Linked DNA regions of Mus musculus: region 2 is linked to region 1. A link is a loop called in an ENCODE intact Hi-C map of the cell type or tissue named here. Cell type or tissue: gastrocnemius. All regions are shown on one strand.

What was found. Peaks named below come from ENCODE experiments on the same cell type or tissue, not always from the same donor. Only the 100,000 strongest peaks of a DNase experiment are listed, where the experiment ranks them.
Region 2: it touches region 1 in a loop (2.0-fold over the local background); 2 of 42 quality-filtered maps call a loop at or near these places.

The regions. Positions count from the first base shown.
Region 1 is chr8:111,355,595-111,363,594 of GRCm38, reverse strand. It overlaps Fa2h (fatty acid 2-hydroxylase), which reads left to right. Exons shown (of 7, transcript NM_178086.3): 3 at 7,375-7,517. Among named protein-coding and RNA genes, the nearest start is that of Mlkl, 21 kb to the right of the region's middle. In gastrocnemius, a CTCF peak has its summit at 4,495 (motif pointing right); DNase peaks (open chromatin) are centred at 3,148, 3,465, 5,979, 6,304 and 1 more place; H3K27ac peaks cover 418 bases.
Region 2 is chr8:111,419,599-111,427,598 of GRCm38, reverse strand. No RefSeq gene overlaps it. Among named protein-coding and RNA genes, the nearest start is that of Gm24793, 4.9 kb to the right of the region's middle. In gastrocnemius, no CTCF peak of the experiment used is centred here; DNase peaks (open chromatin) are centred at 2,747, 3,252 and 4,660.

The sequences.
Region 1 (8,000 bases):
CCTCTTTAGGCCACTTACTGTGTTCTTTTCAGAGCCCTCCCTGGCTAGCCTTCTGTTCCCATTACATATTGGAAGGCAATGGGGTGCCAGCCTCCCAGGAAAAAGGTAGAGAAGATGGGAATTAAGGGGTCTGCTGAAGCATCCCCCCCAGGAACCCCTAGACAACTGATGCCTATCAGATTAGCACAGCTTGGGGTGGCTGTCTTTCTTTTTAAGACACACTATCACTACTACTATCACTACTAGCCACTACCCTTGGCTGGCCCAGAGCTTTCTATGTAGCCCAGGCTAAAGTCACAGAGCTCCACCTGCTGCTGCCTCTGCCTCCCCGAGTACTCAGAGTAAAGGTGTGTGCCATCATGCCCGACTGAATTAACAGTTTTGCTGCTGCGTGTGTACTTGAGCCAAGCGTTTTCCACGAGATCATCTGTAATTTAACTTGCTAACTTTAACTTGTTAACAATGTCAGGAGCCATCCAGGAGTGGTGACAGACGTGTCTTTAATTCCAACACTTGGGAGGCAGAAGGAGTTAGATCTGGGAGTTCAAGGCCAGCCTGGTCTACAAAATGAATTCCCAAAAGGCCAAGGCTACACAGAGAAACCACGGCAAAACCAAACAAACTAAACAAAACCAGCCAACCAAATAACAAGCAAACAAATCAAACGCCAGAAACCAAAGCATATGTCGTGTGAAGTAGAGCCAAAGTCTCCTGCCACTGTTACCTGGCCAGCAGCTAAGCACCCTTGCTGGTGTGTTAATCACAGATTAGCCACAGGTGAGCAACCCAGACAGCAGCTTAGCACGGGTTGATCGCCTGGCTGGCCATACCTAGTGAGCCCATTTCTCTGTAGTGCGTGGCATGTCTCTTGAAATCCCTTTACCTCTCCTCTGGCCCAAAGCGAGTCTCCCCAAACCCTGTAATTGGGAGAGGGGATTACAGAAGGGAAGGAGAAAGCCAAACAGCTTCTGGAGGTATCTACAAAGTGCCACATATTCCTCCTTATCCCGCCTCAAGTTAAGCCAGATTCCAGCAGCATCAGCTTCCTTCATCTTGGCGAGGCTGTCAGTGTACATAGGCTACCCTTTGCCCTGAAGAGACAGGTGTATCACCAATCAAAATGCATCGGTCCATCTGGGGAGATAGCTAAACCATACAAGCATGAAGACCTGAGTTCAAGTCCCAGCACCGACACCTGTGCCTCTGTAATCTCGGCACTGGAGAGAAGTAGACAGGCCAGTCCTTATGAGCAAAGCCAGTCTAGCCAATCAGTGAACTCCAAGTTCAGTGAGAGACTGTCTCAGAAGAAATAAGTAAATAAATGAATGAATGAATAATATGAAGACACCTAAGGTCTACCTCTGGCTTCCACACATGTATGCATTTCTGCTCATACACATGTGCATGCACCGACACATACAAGCACACATGAGCATCTTTCTGCATACAACCTAGACAGTGCAGCAGTCAGTGCCTCCAAGTTCCTCCCCTGACCTCAATACCATATACATAACCGTTAATATCAGGATTTCCTAGGGTCTACAGAGCTGCCAAAGTGCTGATGTTGTCCAGATGGGCTCTGTTCTTTGGAGGGTCTAACATAAGTCAACAAGGACCATGGCAAACCCACACCTATGAAATGATTTAAAAAAAAAAACAAAACAGACTGTGAGCTCTAGCTTGGCTCTCTTCTGGGTACTCTGCCAACTCCCCAGACTTCATGTATCCTGAGTGGAGAGACACAGAGCACCCGGGGAGAAGTCAGGTGATCCAGAGCTACCCCGGTGGTCTTGAGTTTGTCCCTCCTCTCCTGCTCAGGAGAGGCCTGCACCACTCCTGGCAGAACCACAGCCTGGCAGAACAACTGGCCTAACGCTGCAGCTAACACTAGACACTGCTGCAGAATCCCCACGGCTCTGTGCTAGGGAATTCACAGCTGAGAGCCCCTGATTTCACTGATTGGTGGTCTAGGTCTCCAGGTGCCAAGAGCTCAGGCTCTGAGCTCCGTGCTCAGGGTCAGGTCCAACCCTAGCATCTGTGCTAAGCAGCCAGCCTTCAATATTCTCACCTGTAATGTGAGGTTATCACAGTCCCCAGCCATCTGTAGATTGAGGCTTATGATAGATAATGAGTATGCAGGGAGACCCCCAGGATGGCTTATCACTAGGATGGTAGAAAAGGTAGCCAGGACTCCTAGGGCGCTTTCTGTCCCCAGGAGTCTCTCCTGACTGGTTTGTTGCTTCCTCTGCCTCCCTGTCTCAGAAGGATGCCCTAGAGTCGATGCTCTGGGGTTCCCTGGACTTTTCCTTAAACAATTGCTTGAGCTCAGGGCAGTGGGAGGAGCTACTGGCACCAGGCAGCTGTCATCTCTTGCTCTTGCTCCCCCCGGGGAGAAGCAGACCCTAAAGCACTTGCTGGTAGGTTGAGGCAGCCCTGGAGGAGTGTCCTGTGCTGCCCAGGAGGAAGGGAATCTAGGGAATGAGAGGGAAAGCAGAGGCAGCCCCACCTCACCCTGGCAGCAGGCCCCCTCTGCCCACTCTCTGGGTAGCAGGCTGCCCTTTCCTCCTGCTGCATTCCTGGCATAGCCAGGAGCAGCCTCCCCCTTCCTGGCTGGGCAGGGGCAGAGCCATGTTGGGGGAAGGGCATGGGGTACACAAATGCTTGGCCTGGACGCTCACTGACTCGCCTCTGCATCCTAGGCCCGTCCTGTTGCTCAGGTCTATAAACCACCGAAGAAGACCCCGAGCCCAGTGACCTACCCATTCCAGAGTAGTTTCTGAGCATATCCTCATTTTCATCCACACAGCCCTGCACTGAGCACTAGACTTGCCTGTTATGCATACCAGGTCCCACAGGCTCAAAGTGAGGGAGCCACGGAAGTCTCCAGATGCCTGGAAGCTGGAGGCATGACCTGTGTCCTATTTTTCCCTCCTTCCTCCCTGCCCCCCACAACCTCCTACTGTGGCCTTAGACCTTTACAGTGTCTTCCCTCTGTTCCCAGAGCCTTAGGCAGCATGGAGTGGGAGAACTAGCCCAAGGGAAGATGCTGTCCTTCAGTAAGGAGGACTAGAAGCTGGGAAAAAGACAGTATGCACATAGCAGTTAAACCAGGGCCTAGCACTGGGCAAAGGGAGGGGCTAGCAGCAGGTGGAGGGAGGGGCTAGCAGCAGGTGGAGGGAGGGGCTAGCAGCAGGTGGAGGGAGGATCTTGCACCTGGTGAAGGGAAGACCTAGCACCAGGTGAAGGGCTTAGCTCCTGGGAAACTGTTTTGAGGATGCTACAAACTGACACAGTAGCACATGCCTGTAATTTCATCATTTAAGAGGCAGAGGCAGGAAAACTCTCAAATTTGAGGACAGCATTGTCTACATAGAGAAATCCAGGTCGCCCAGGGCTCTGTACATAACAAGATCCTGTCTCAGAATACACGGCCAGGAGCCTGTGAGTCAGCTCAGCCAATGAAGGCATTTGGTGCCAAGCCTGGCAACGTGAGTTCAGTCTCTAGGACCAATGTCGTGTAGGGAGAAACCCACCCTCCTGGAGACTGTCTTTGACCTGCTAGTGCCCTGTGACACACTCTCATAAGAGCTTGTACACATGCATGCGCACACACACAAGTAAATGAAATGTAATTCTTAAAAAAAAAAAAACAAAAAAAAAACAAAATCAAACGGGAGGCAGGGGGAGATGACTCAGTGGTTAAGAGCACTGACTGCTCTTCCAGAGGTCCTGAGTTCAATTCCCACCAACCACATGGTGGCTCACAACCACCTGTAATGGGATCCAATGCCCTTTTCTGGTGTGTCTGAAGACAGCTATAGTGTCCTTATATACATAAGATAAATAAATAAATCTTTTTTAAAAAACAAACAAATATCAAATGAACAAGCTATGGGAGGAGATAAGGAGGTTTTCACTATAGAGTCAACCAACCCGGCATTTCAAGAGCTGGCCTTCTGAGCCTCAATACAGTTACTCTACGCATAGAAGAAAGGCTTGCACTTGTGTGCCTGTATGGATGTGCCACTTTATACCCCTGGAATAACGGGACAAAGCCTCTATTGTAAAATGATTGCTGTTGGCCCTTACTAATGAGAGGGATGTTTATGGGGTTAAGGCAAGGCCTTCAGCCCCCAGAGTCAAGTGACCCTTCCTGGCCACCAAGGAAGACTACCTCAGCAGTGAGGGGTAAAGAAATGGGCAGATCACAGGCAGCCTTGGCACTGACTGTAGACAGCAACCTGCTGTATGTAGAAGGTGTCTGGGCCTGCTGGTCTACCTAGCTAGGCCAAATGGCAGCAGGACATCAAAGGGCAGACCACCACCACACAGAGAAACCCTGTCTCAAAAAACACAAAAACCAAACAAAAAACTGCTCAAACCTTTGCTGGGTAGAGAGAAGAGGCCCACCTGGCCACACCTCTGAATAATAACTATAAGTTTTTAAAGATTTATTTATTATGGATACAGTGTTCTGCCTGCACATACACCTGCATGTCAGAAGAGGGCGCCAGATCTCATTACAAATGGTTGTGAGCCACCATGTGGTTGCTGGGAACTGAACTCAGGACCTCTGGAAGAACAGCCAGAGCTCTTAACTGCTGAGCCATCTCTCCAGCCCAGTGTTTGTTTTTTTAAATACATGCATTTATTGGGGTGTATATGTGTGCCACAGGACTTGGTCAAAAGACAAGTTGGGAGAGTCATTCCTCTCCTTCTACCATGTTGGTCCCAGGGATTGAACTCAGCTCCTCAGTGCCTGAACCCACTGAGCCATCTCACTGACCCTCAAAAGCTGTTTTCTTAAAATATCTAAGGCTAAATTAAATGCACAAATGAAACTTAGGCGTGCGGGTGTCAGGAGGTACATAGAAGACCCAGGGCTCTCATCTGAGACAGGTGTAAAACAAAAGATGCAGGTATCACTCTTAAGACAACAAGTAGAAGGAAGAATTCAGAGACACCACTAAGAATCAATGGAGGTGTTGATGTAGTGTGTCTTTAAATAGTTAATGCAGGAAGGGTAAGATGGCTTATAAGGTAAAGGTTCCTGCTGACAATCGAACTTGGTAATCTAGGTTCAGCCCCTGGGAATCCACATGGTGGAAGGAAGTTGTCCTCTGACCTCTATAAATCCACTGTGGCATGCATGCACCCACACACATGTGTATACACACATACAGTATAGATATGTATAAAATTTCTTAAAAGTAAAACAAAATTATGGCAAATAAGAAGGAAAGGACAGAGGAGACGGGAAACCACAAGAAAGCATAAACCTGAACCAATTTGGGATGGAGAGATGACTCAGAGGTTGCTCCACGAGTGTTAAACCCTAAGGACTTCAGGGTGAGGAACACTATAGGGGACCCAGGTGACTATCCCCCCCCCACTCCAAAGTAAAAGGGCAATTCAACAAGAAGATATACCAGGGCAACCTTACCAGATCAGTGTCACACCTGCAGATGACAGTAATTGTAGTTACCTGTGCAGCCGGGAATGTGGAGAAATGGGTGAATGCCTTAAGCCATGTAAAGTTCTTACTGTCATGGTTGACATAATACATGCTCAGTGAGTATTGAGGTTGGGGCAAAACCAAGCTCTCATGTGACCTTGCGCAGGCCCTTCTAGGGCAAGGCTCAGCAGACCACTGCAAGATAAGGTATATGCATGGTCTACTAGAAAGTTCCTCCCAGTTTTTTTTCCTGGTATAAAGTGTGCATGTGTGCATACTTGGAGACCCCAGATAGACAGAGAAGTCATGAGCTCACTGTATCACTGGGCTAAGGTATGATGTTACAGAGACGGTCAGGAGGAGAGCAGCAACCGAGTGAGGTTTGCACCTCTTGCCCTGGTCACAAACATAAGAGTGACTGGTGGCCTCACCTGCCTGTTCCAGATCCCACCCGCTCTGGTGGCAACAGTAGAATTTCAGAGAGGCTGGCAGCAAGCAAGGGCCAGTTCCTGGGAGACCTGCTGGGGCTGAGCCAGCTTTGGCAAGGAGGCCTGTGAAGGGATGAGCAGGCTGGTTTCCTGGACCACTGTGGCGCTCTCTCTCTCTCTCTCTCTCTCTCTCTCTCTCTCTCTCTCTCTCTCCTCCTCCTCCTCCTCCTCCTCTCCTCTTCTCTCTCTCTCTTTGTGTGTGTCTGTGTGTGTGTGAGAGAGAGAAATATGCATAAAAATAAATCTTTAAATTTGAAAAATAAATAGGGTCTCTGATCTTTTCCCTGGGAGTGAGCGTGTGAGTGCTGCTGAGATGTGTATTGTGTGTGTCTGGGGAACAGTTGGTAGGATAGACAAGACGCCAGGTCCTAGACCTGAATGGAGTGTCCTGCTAAGCCTGCAGCAGGTTTCTTTCTGTAATCCACAGAGCAGTGTCAAGAAACCGCTCTATGACTTGGACCACAGTTATTCTCAGCTCCAGATCTATACCCCCATGCTCTCTGCCGTTACCCTCCCCACCTAGCCAAGTCTTACATGTTACGAACAAATCCCAGATCAGGTTCCAAGTCTCCCTTGCTTACCCTAAATATGGGCATTTGTGCTAGTCCTCTTACCTCTGAATTGTGGCTTCTTTGAATCAGCACTAAAATGTCTGGCTTAATATGCTCCATCCTGCTGAAGACCTTCCACTGGCGCTGTTATCATTCTGTTTTTTTTATAGCTGAAGGAACTGGGTTCCAGAAAGTTCATAGTATTTTGTCAGAGTCACACACTGAGTGGTAGAGCCAGGATTTGAACCCAGGGTGGACTCCAGCGTCTCCATGCTAAGCACCACGCTGTGTGAAACAAAGGTGGTCTTTTACATACATGTGGAGTGTGAGCCTAGCACACGCATATGTATACTCACAAAAATCAAGGGTTAAGCAACTGATGGAGTGACTACTTCAGTGAATGGATGAGTGAGTTATCCGGGGCAACATCAAGAAGAAAGTCAGCTCTGGAGGGAAAGGGGCCTCATTCATTTATGATGTGGGCCCTAGCAATGCAGAATATAATGGGTTTTTATATGTATGGAGTCCAGCATGGGCTCTTAGACATCGTTGCCAGGTGTCAGCCTATCTAACTCTTGGTTCAGCCATACTTGACACTGTCTGAGTCATTAGCTGAGCTCTGATGGCAACTCCAGACTCACCCTACCAACCTAGCAACTCCAGTGGGAGAACCAGGCATCTGATGGCTCTTGGCCTGAGCTTGCTTGGTCTGATCTGGGGCAGTATGGTTAGGCATGGAGTTTCCTCTCCGAAAGCCACCACTGGGGCAGCGGCTCCACACAGACCACACAAGCTGAGATGGTGCTAAGGAACAGCATGCTATAACTAAGACGTGGAAAACGGATATCAGAATCCCATGTTTTCGATTTGTCTCTCACAGGACCTGGTGGACTGGCAGAAACCTCTGCTGTGGCAGGTGGGCCACTTGGGGGAGAAGTATGATGAGTGGGTTCACCAACCAGTGGCCAGGCCCATTCGCCTCTTCCACTCAGACCTCATCGAGGCCTTCTCCAAGACTGTCTGGTGAGCACCATGCAGGGTCTGGAACGGGCCACCCCTCTCCTCTGATAATGCCGGGAAAATATAGAAGCAGGAGCAGTTGAGTCCCTCCTTATAATAAAGGATACTCTGTAAATTACTGGGGAGGGTGGGGGTGTGACAGGCTAGATCCATAATCAATTCCTGCGCATGGTTTTACCTCCTATCTGGGTAACATCCTTCCCTGTGCACCTGCTTTTTTCTAAACACCTGTGTAGGGTTAGAAGCCTTTCATGCCCATGGAAACAATTTTTCCTGCAATTAGTTCCTCCTGACACAAGAGGTCAGTGTCTATATAGCTGCCCAAGGGTCAGTAACTGTAGTACCCTGTAATTCTTTTCCGCTCAAGACTCATCTCAAGGGATGGGCAAACGGACTCAGCTTTGCCTCTTTTCCTCTGCTCTTTACACCGTTGTCCCTTTGGACCACAGCTCTCACATTACCTCCCTCCCTCCCTCCCTCCGTAGT
Region 2 (8,000 bases), 64 kb before region 1:
ATCCTGGGGGTTGTCAGACCTCCTGGAATGCCACAACAAGCAGAAAGAGCAAACCAAGCAGGAAGGAACGGATTCCATGGCACACACTCTTTCAAAGCATTCTTTCTTCATGTCACCTACTTGCTGGCTGTGCCCTTTTAAGCTGGATAAATGTCTCAAACTTGCTACTGTGTGTGAAATCCAGGAGGCTGGCCAGAGACAGCCAGCCCATGGGAACCTGAGTCTGTCAAGCTGCGGGTGAACCAGTACAAGCCACTCTCAGTGTCTGACTGTCAAAGCCACAGCTTCCTAATAGAATTAACTTCTCAATCCAGAGACTAATGTGTTCTCATCCTCACCCAAACGCTATCTGTACCAATATCTTCCTTCTGATTTCCATATATAGAATTCAGCAACTCTCCCTGTGCCTACTTTAATTCCTGCCAGCTTCCCTGATCCCTGCAAGTGACTCATTTTGCATTTTATTTTAAAGTCAAGTCATTGCTAAGTAGTCCAGGCTAGCCCTGAACTCACCATCCTCCTGCTTAGCCTCCCAAATGCTAGGATTAGAGGCACGAGCCAACACCACATGGCTGAGTTCTGTACTCTTTTAGGAGTGATCCTTTTGATTTTTTTTTTCTTTTCAAGGTGCTACATAGTCAGAAGCAGATTAGTCCTTTACAGAATGAATTTAATTCATGGTCAGACTCTCCAGTGTCACTGAGCGGATTAGCTGAAGAGCCCTTCTGCCCCATGCCACCCCCCCCCCAGGGTACATGGAAGAATTCTGTATGTTCTACCCTGCCTCTCACCTTCTGAGGCCTGACCCATCCATCCTGACTACTGACTGGGACCTACGTATCTGAAGAGACATGGAACTGTGTAGTAGGACCACGAGGGTGGGGATTAACAATCTAGAAGACTCGCCACTCCACTCACACAAGCAACCCACAGTTGCCTGTTCCTCTGAGAATTTCCTCCCTTGACGTCTGCATTTTCTTTATGTTTAACTAGCCCCCATTCCACAGTTGATTGTAAATATTCTAACTTAGAAACAACAATAACAACAACAAAAAAAAATCCAGGCTTGGGATACAGTGCAGTTGTTAGAAGATTTGTTTGCCTAGCAGGAATGTTGCCCAGGTTTGAGTCCTAGCACCACATAAACCAGGGGCTGTGGCACGTACTTGTCACCTCACACCTTGTGAGGTAGAGGAGCAGACTCAGAACCAGTGGCATCTTTTGGCTATATAGTAAATTTAAGGGTATCCTGGGCTACTTGAGACTCCTATCTCAAGTAGTTAATTAATTACCTAGCTAGCAAAAGGTGAGGCGTGTCTCCTAGTTTAGTTTCTCATCTTAAAAAAAATTTAAATATTTTATCATGGAGGGAAGGGCACGCATGTGGATGCCATAGGAAAACCGGTGGGAGTTGGTTCTGTTCTACCACGTCGGTTCTGTGGATTAGACATAGGGCATAGGTCATCAGGCTTGGAGGCTCTAGCTCCTGAGCTATTTCATATGTTTACCGTCTCATCTTTATGGATATTTTTAAGGTAAAGAAAGAGCCAACAACAACAACAACAACATGAAAGTGATTTCTCTCAATAGGGTTTCAGCTGAAAGGCCAGTTTTGTTTTGTTTTTGTTTCTCCCTGTTACCACTTTCTTAGTAGGTCAACAGTGGGCAGCTTTAAGACTTGGCCTTTTGACCGTGGCCATGCTTTGGTTGCAGTCGTCTCATAGGCTCTTGATCTATCTGTTTTCTCCATTTCTTCATTTGTATAGGTGAGAGACAATTGGGACAGCAGTGCACTTCTTTACAAAGAGGTTGTGATGTAACAAGTTCATTATCAGACCCTTCACACACAGGGTTGGCAAGTCATTGAAATGCCGGTGGCCACTGATGTGTTAGAGGGAGTCTTGGGCTTTCAGGCAAAGGGGTTGTTTAAGGAAACCTGATCTGTTCACTATGCTACTGAGCAACTCAATTTCATTGCTAGTGACTCTTGGCCCATTACTAGTGTTAGCTGAGCCTTGTGGAATTTCTACAACACCTGAGATAAAAGCATGCCGGATCTCATGGAATCGGCTTATACACGACTTCTTGACAGTAGCTTAAGAGTTTTAAAATATGGTTTGAAAACAAAATGCATGGTTGATTCTACACAGTGATATTCCAGCTTAGGGCATTAGTTAATATCTTCACATGGGCATTTTTTTTAAAAAAAGGCTTTTATTTATTGTTCCAATACTAACAGCTTCCTCTTCCCACACGAACTTTATTTATTTTCTTGACTTAACATACTATGGAGACTGTAAAGTTCTTTGCAATAAAAAATATCCTTACTAAGTAAAACCTGCCACCCATGGGCCGGCAGCGAAGCAGGAAACACCTTAGCCGTTTTGAACAGTGTTTGTGCAACTCGGTTGTTTGATAATTTCATATGATGTGTTTTGGTCACAATCACCTCTCCCCCAATTCCTCCCAGGGCCACCTCCCAACCCAATTTTGTGTCCTTTTGTTTTTTTAAACCAATAGAGTTCAATTTGTGCAGCCCAAATACTGTATGGCCTTCCACTGGAGTATGGTGATCTTCTCAGGGGCTACACTGTTAGAGAAATCTCTCTCTCTCTCTCTCTCTCTCTCTCTCTCTCTCTCTCTCTCTCTCTCTCTCCCAGCCATGACAAATTGCCAATCAGTCCTTGCCTAGAGGTGAGACTTCATGCCCACTTCTCTCTGTGACAGGATTGGGTACGACTTGAGCCTGGCACAGATTTCGCGCATGCTGTCGTAACTGCTGTGTGTTCATCTGTGCAGTTGCCTCCCTGGGTCCGGGATCATTGCTGAGGATACGGATCCCGGAATGCTGGAAAAAAGGGATAACATTATTGTTCTTTGTTTTTTGAAGCAGGTCCTCTGTGGGAGAGGCTGATCCTACGCCTCCTGGGAACACAAGCGTGCAGCACCACATCCGGGTTTGCGTTCTGTTTCCTACCCATCCTTACAAGTGGCTTGGGATATAAAATCTCGCTGTAATGGGCGTCATCTTACTCCCTCGTGGAGCAAACTCAGGAGGCCCCGGTTGCCACTTCATCTCATTGCGTCCAGCACTGTAATCTTACTTCTTGCCCAAGCCGGCTGAAGCAAGACATGCTATAAGTTAAGTGAAGCAATCGCGTTGCTTACAGATCAGCAGAAAGCAAGAACAGGAGTCCATGATTCAAGGCCAGCCAAATCCCCAGGGCTCCGGCAAGCTGCTCGGGGCAGGTGGAATCTTGCCAGTGTGCACTGAGTTTGCCCCACAGCGGAGACCTTGGAAAGCAGCCCACCCTATCTGTTTTCCACCCTATCTGTCCAAGCACCTACAGGACGGTCACAGAGTCTCCACATCCTAGGTCTATAAATCAGTGGCTGTGTAACTTTATATGGAAAAAGAAATGTTACAGATGTGATTGTGTTAAGAAGATATCAAAGGGGCTGGAGAAATGGCTCAGTGGTTAAGAGCACTGATTACTTTTCCAGAGGTGGTGAGTTCAATTCCCAGCAACCATATAGTGGCTCACAACCATCTGCAATGGGATTCAGTTGCCCTCTTCTGGTGTGTCTGAAGAGAGAGACAGTGTACTCACATAAAATAAATAAATCTTTTTTTAAAAGGTGTCTAAGTTGGGCATAGTGGTATTGGGAAGGTGGGTTTCACTGTGGAAGGTGGGTGTTGTTGTAGCTCCTCAAGAGAAACAGTGTTCTTTCTTGTGAGTCAAATAATGCCTTATTACGTAATCCATTTTTCTATGATTCTCCCCGGCCCTATCTGTCTCTCCCTGCCTGTCCCTTCATTGTGGGAAGAGTAGTATGTGGAGGTTGCAACTTAAAATGAGTTTTCTCCTTTCTCCATGTGGTGTCCAGGAACTGACCTCATGGCTCAGGCTTGTCCACAAGCCCCTTTCCCCACTGAGCCATCTTGCCAGCGATTATGGTTCTCTCTATGGTACAGTCAAGCACTTTTGGAAGTCAACAAGTTGATCTAAGTACAAAAAAAATGTGAGTCAGTCTACTGTACAAAACCATAAATGGGAATACGTAATCCTGTGTAGTTAAAGACAAACCCTGACACCATTCTCAATGTGGAAGCAAAAGGCTTCCATAGGGATAATTCAAAGTAGTCACTTTGTTAGGCTCTACCTGTTTTGATGGATTAAAAAAAAAAATTTAATTACATTTGTGTGTGTGTGTGTGCATGTGTGTGTGTGTGTGTGTGTGCGTGTGTGCTCAAGCCAGGGCACATACACGGAGGCCAGAGGGCAACCTACAGGAATCAGTTCCTGCCCAACCTAGTCTCAAGGAAGAAAGAAAAAAATCAGGAGAGGAAGGGAGGGAAGAATAGGGAATGAGGTTAAAGCTTATTCTACATTTACACGAAAACCCTCTTGGGAAAGTTATGCACAACAAATGTACACCTCTAAGAAGTACACTTTAGAAAAAGAAACATTTGGCCAGTGAGATAGCCCAGAGGTAAAGGTGCTGGCTACCAAGCCTCACAGCCTGAGTGGGAGGATGACCTCCCCTGGGGGTGGTGATGCCCGCCCATAATCTCAGTACTTGGGAGCTGAAAGCAACATAAGTCTGGGCCTTCATCTGTCTTTTGGAGCTTCCTTCCAACACCTCTAGGGGTCTCTTTTCACAGCTACTTCAAGCATGGTGACCCTATGGCCTCCAGGACTCCACTCATCCAGCTTGCAGGGCAATATGCTTGTAAGAACTTGCCCTGCAGTGGGAGTGTTGATGGGAGCCAAGAATTTAAGTAGCTTCATCTTTTATGAAATCAGGAGAGGATCCAAGTTGGTCCACGTTGTCGACAGGAAGCATTTTATAAAATTAAGCCTTGCAGACTCAACACTATCACATGCAACTGTGGTTAGCCTTCCAAGTGGATATTCTGCTCTGAACACAGTAGGAAAGCCCTTTACAACCAGATTCCTTCTGGGTGGTTCAAGAACCTTAGGTGATCTCCAGTCCTTTTGGACCAGGAGTCGTGGCACCTGCTTTTAATTCCAGCACTTGAGAAGCAGAGGCAAAGTGAATCTCTGTGAGTTCCAGGCCAGGGATACTTGGGACTCTATCTCAAAGGGAGAGATAAAGATAGACAGACGTCAGACAGACATTGAGGTCTGATTACTGCAGGCCAATCTCAGGTTTGGGGATGAACTTTCTCCTACATAACCCTCTTCCACCTTCCTTTTTGCTCTTACTCACAGATGGTATCTGCCTGCTTTCCTGGCATGCACACACACACACACACACACACACACACACACACACACACACACAGAGAGAGAGAGAGAGAGAGAGAGAGAGAGAGAGAGAGAGAGAGAGAGAGAGAGAGAGAGAGAGGCAGAGGCAGAGGCAGAGGCAGAGGCAGAGGCAGAGGCAGACAGAGAACATCCTTTGTGCCCTTGGACTAGATTCTGAACTATCTGCAACAGCTTGCAAGGCTTTGTGTAAGCATTAGGTCTCTGCCCATGGGCTCCCATTTCATCTTCTCAGGTTGCACCACCGTCTGCCCCAAGTGTCCCCCAGTTTACTCTTTTTCAAACACAGCTCCCTCCATTGATGGCTTCATCTCTGTTTAGGTAAACATTTTCTAAGGTGTCCTTTTTAATCCCTCTGTCATCGTGACTGTATGTATTAGTTGTCTCAGAGATTGTCAGGAGAATTATTACAAACAAGGTCTTACGAGATTGAGGTCTGATTACTGCAGGCCAATCTCGGGGTTGGGAAGGAACTTTCTCCTACATCACCCGACTCTTGCCACCTTCCTCTCTGCTCTTATTCATAGATCGTATCTGCCCGCTTTCCTGGCACATCCGCATTGACTTTTTATTATCTAGCTGTCTTTTAAATCATATGAGACATAACAGAGAGTTACCAAATAACCACCACACCTGTCTTGTATGCTAACATACAAGATGCTTGCTTTTTTGTAAATGCTCTCTGTCTCTTTATGAAGATTCAAGTTACAATCTAGACTATTTTCATCCCAGGTCAAAGCACTGGCTGTGGTTCGTGTGGCGGTCAGCTTGCTTGCAATGGTGCTCCAGTTTTGTTCTCTTTAAGAATGTCACATTTCTTTTTCTTTTTCTTCTGCTTTTTGAATGTAGGAATGAAGCTACGATATCACCCATGCTAAGCAAACACTCCATCACTCAGCTGAATTCTTGGTCTTCTTTCTCCTCCCCTCCTTCCTCTGCCCTCCTCTCCCTCCCTCCTCTCCCCTCCCCTCCCCTCCCCTCCCCTCTCCTCCCCTCCCCTTCCCTCCCCTCTCTTCCTTCTCTTCTCTTCTCTTCTCTTCTCTTCTCTTCTCTTCTCTTCTCTTCTCTTCTCTTCTCTTCTCTTCTCTTCTCTTCTTCCTCCTTCCCTCCTTCCCTTCCCTTCCATTTCCCTTTCTCTCTCTCTTTCTTTTTTTTATTCTGAAACAGAAACCTGCTATGCATCCCTGGCTGAAATGATAACTTGCCACATAACAACCTAGACTGGCCTTGAACTTAAGATCTTTCTTCCTCAGCCCCCTGTCTAATCTAATTTCCTTTTCCAGTGTTTATTATTAGTACATAGTAACTATACTGAATAATGAATTTCATTTCAACATTTTCCTAAAAATATATTAACACTCTTACGGCACTGACCGCTAAGCCTTCTGAACTAAATTCTATCCCTAGAATCTATGTGTTGTACAGGAGAGAGCTGACTCCTGAAACATGGCCTCCACATGTGTATGTGTGTGCTTACAAGCACACATGGGAAAACACACACACAAAGGAACCCCTATACACACATATGTGCATGTGTGTGTGTATGCTGACAAGTACACACAGGAACCACACACACACACACGTAGAAACATAACAAAATTAAAAATTAAAACTTTACTTTTTTTAAAAAAAAGAACTATTAATTTACTTTATGTATATGAAACATATACTTTATGTATATGAAGGCACTGTCACTGTCTTCAGACACACCAGAAGATCCCATTACAGATGGTTGTGAGCCACCATGGGGTTGCTGGGAATTGAACTCAGTGCCTCTCTCCAGCTCCCCAAAGCATACTTTAATCATATCCTCACTACTATTACCTTCCTCTCCTCCAAGTCCCCCTCTCTAGTGGTCTTTATCCTACCTTTGTGGTCCCTGACACCTCCCCCATTCCCTTGACAGTTTCACATATGAGAGAAAACACTACACACTTTCCTTTCTGACACTGGCTCCTTTTATTAGTGCATTTTTAGCTTCATCCATTTTCCTACAAATGGCAAGATTTTGTTCCTCATTATGGCTGAAAAATACTCGTGTGTGTGTGTGTGTGTGTGTGTGTGTGTGTGTGTGTGTGTGTGTCTGTGTCTGTGTCTGTGTTTCTTTCTCTATTTATCCATTGTACAAGTCTTTATGCTGGTTTCCTAACTTAGCTACTGTGAGTCGTAGAAATTTTTGACAGATTTGGAACTCTTGGTTGACCATACTTTTCACTCCGCCCCTTGAATTTGCTGTTACACTGTCTTTCTGGCCCCATGGCTTCTGGTAGGAAATCAGCTGTTTGCCTTACAAAGATGTCCTTGAGAGTGGCTATTCTTTACTGATGAGATCGCCACTCTTTCAACAGCTTGATTATCTGTCTTGTTGTGAGTTAACTTCTGGTTATTCCACTTGTGATTTGTTGGGTTTGTTTTCTCTCTCTCTCTCTCTCTCTCTCTCTCTCTCTCTCTCTCCCCCCACTCTGTTTTTTTCTTTTAAAGCAGAGTCAACTAATACTAAGAAAGAGGGGGAAAGACAGTGTGTGTATACGTGTGTACATGCATGTGTGTGTGCATGTGCATTTATGTGTGTGTGTGTGTGTGCATGCATGTGTGTATGTGTATGTTTGTGTGCACACATATGTGGTGTATGTGTGTGTACGTATCTGTGTGCGTGTGTGTGGGGACACACACCACACATATGGGTGCCACAACGTGTAACTGACGTCC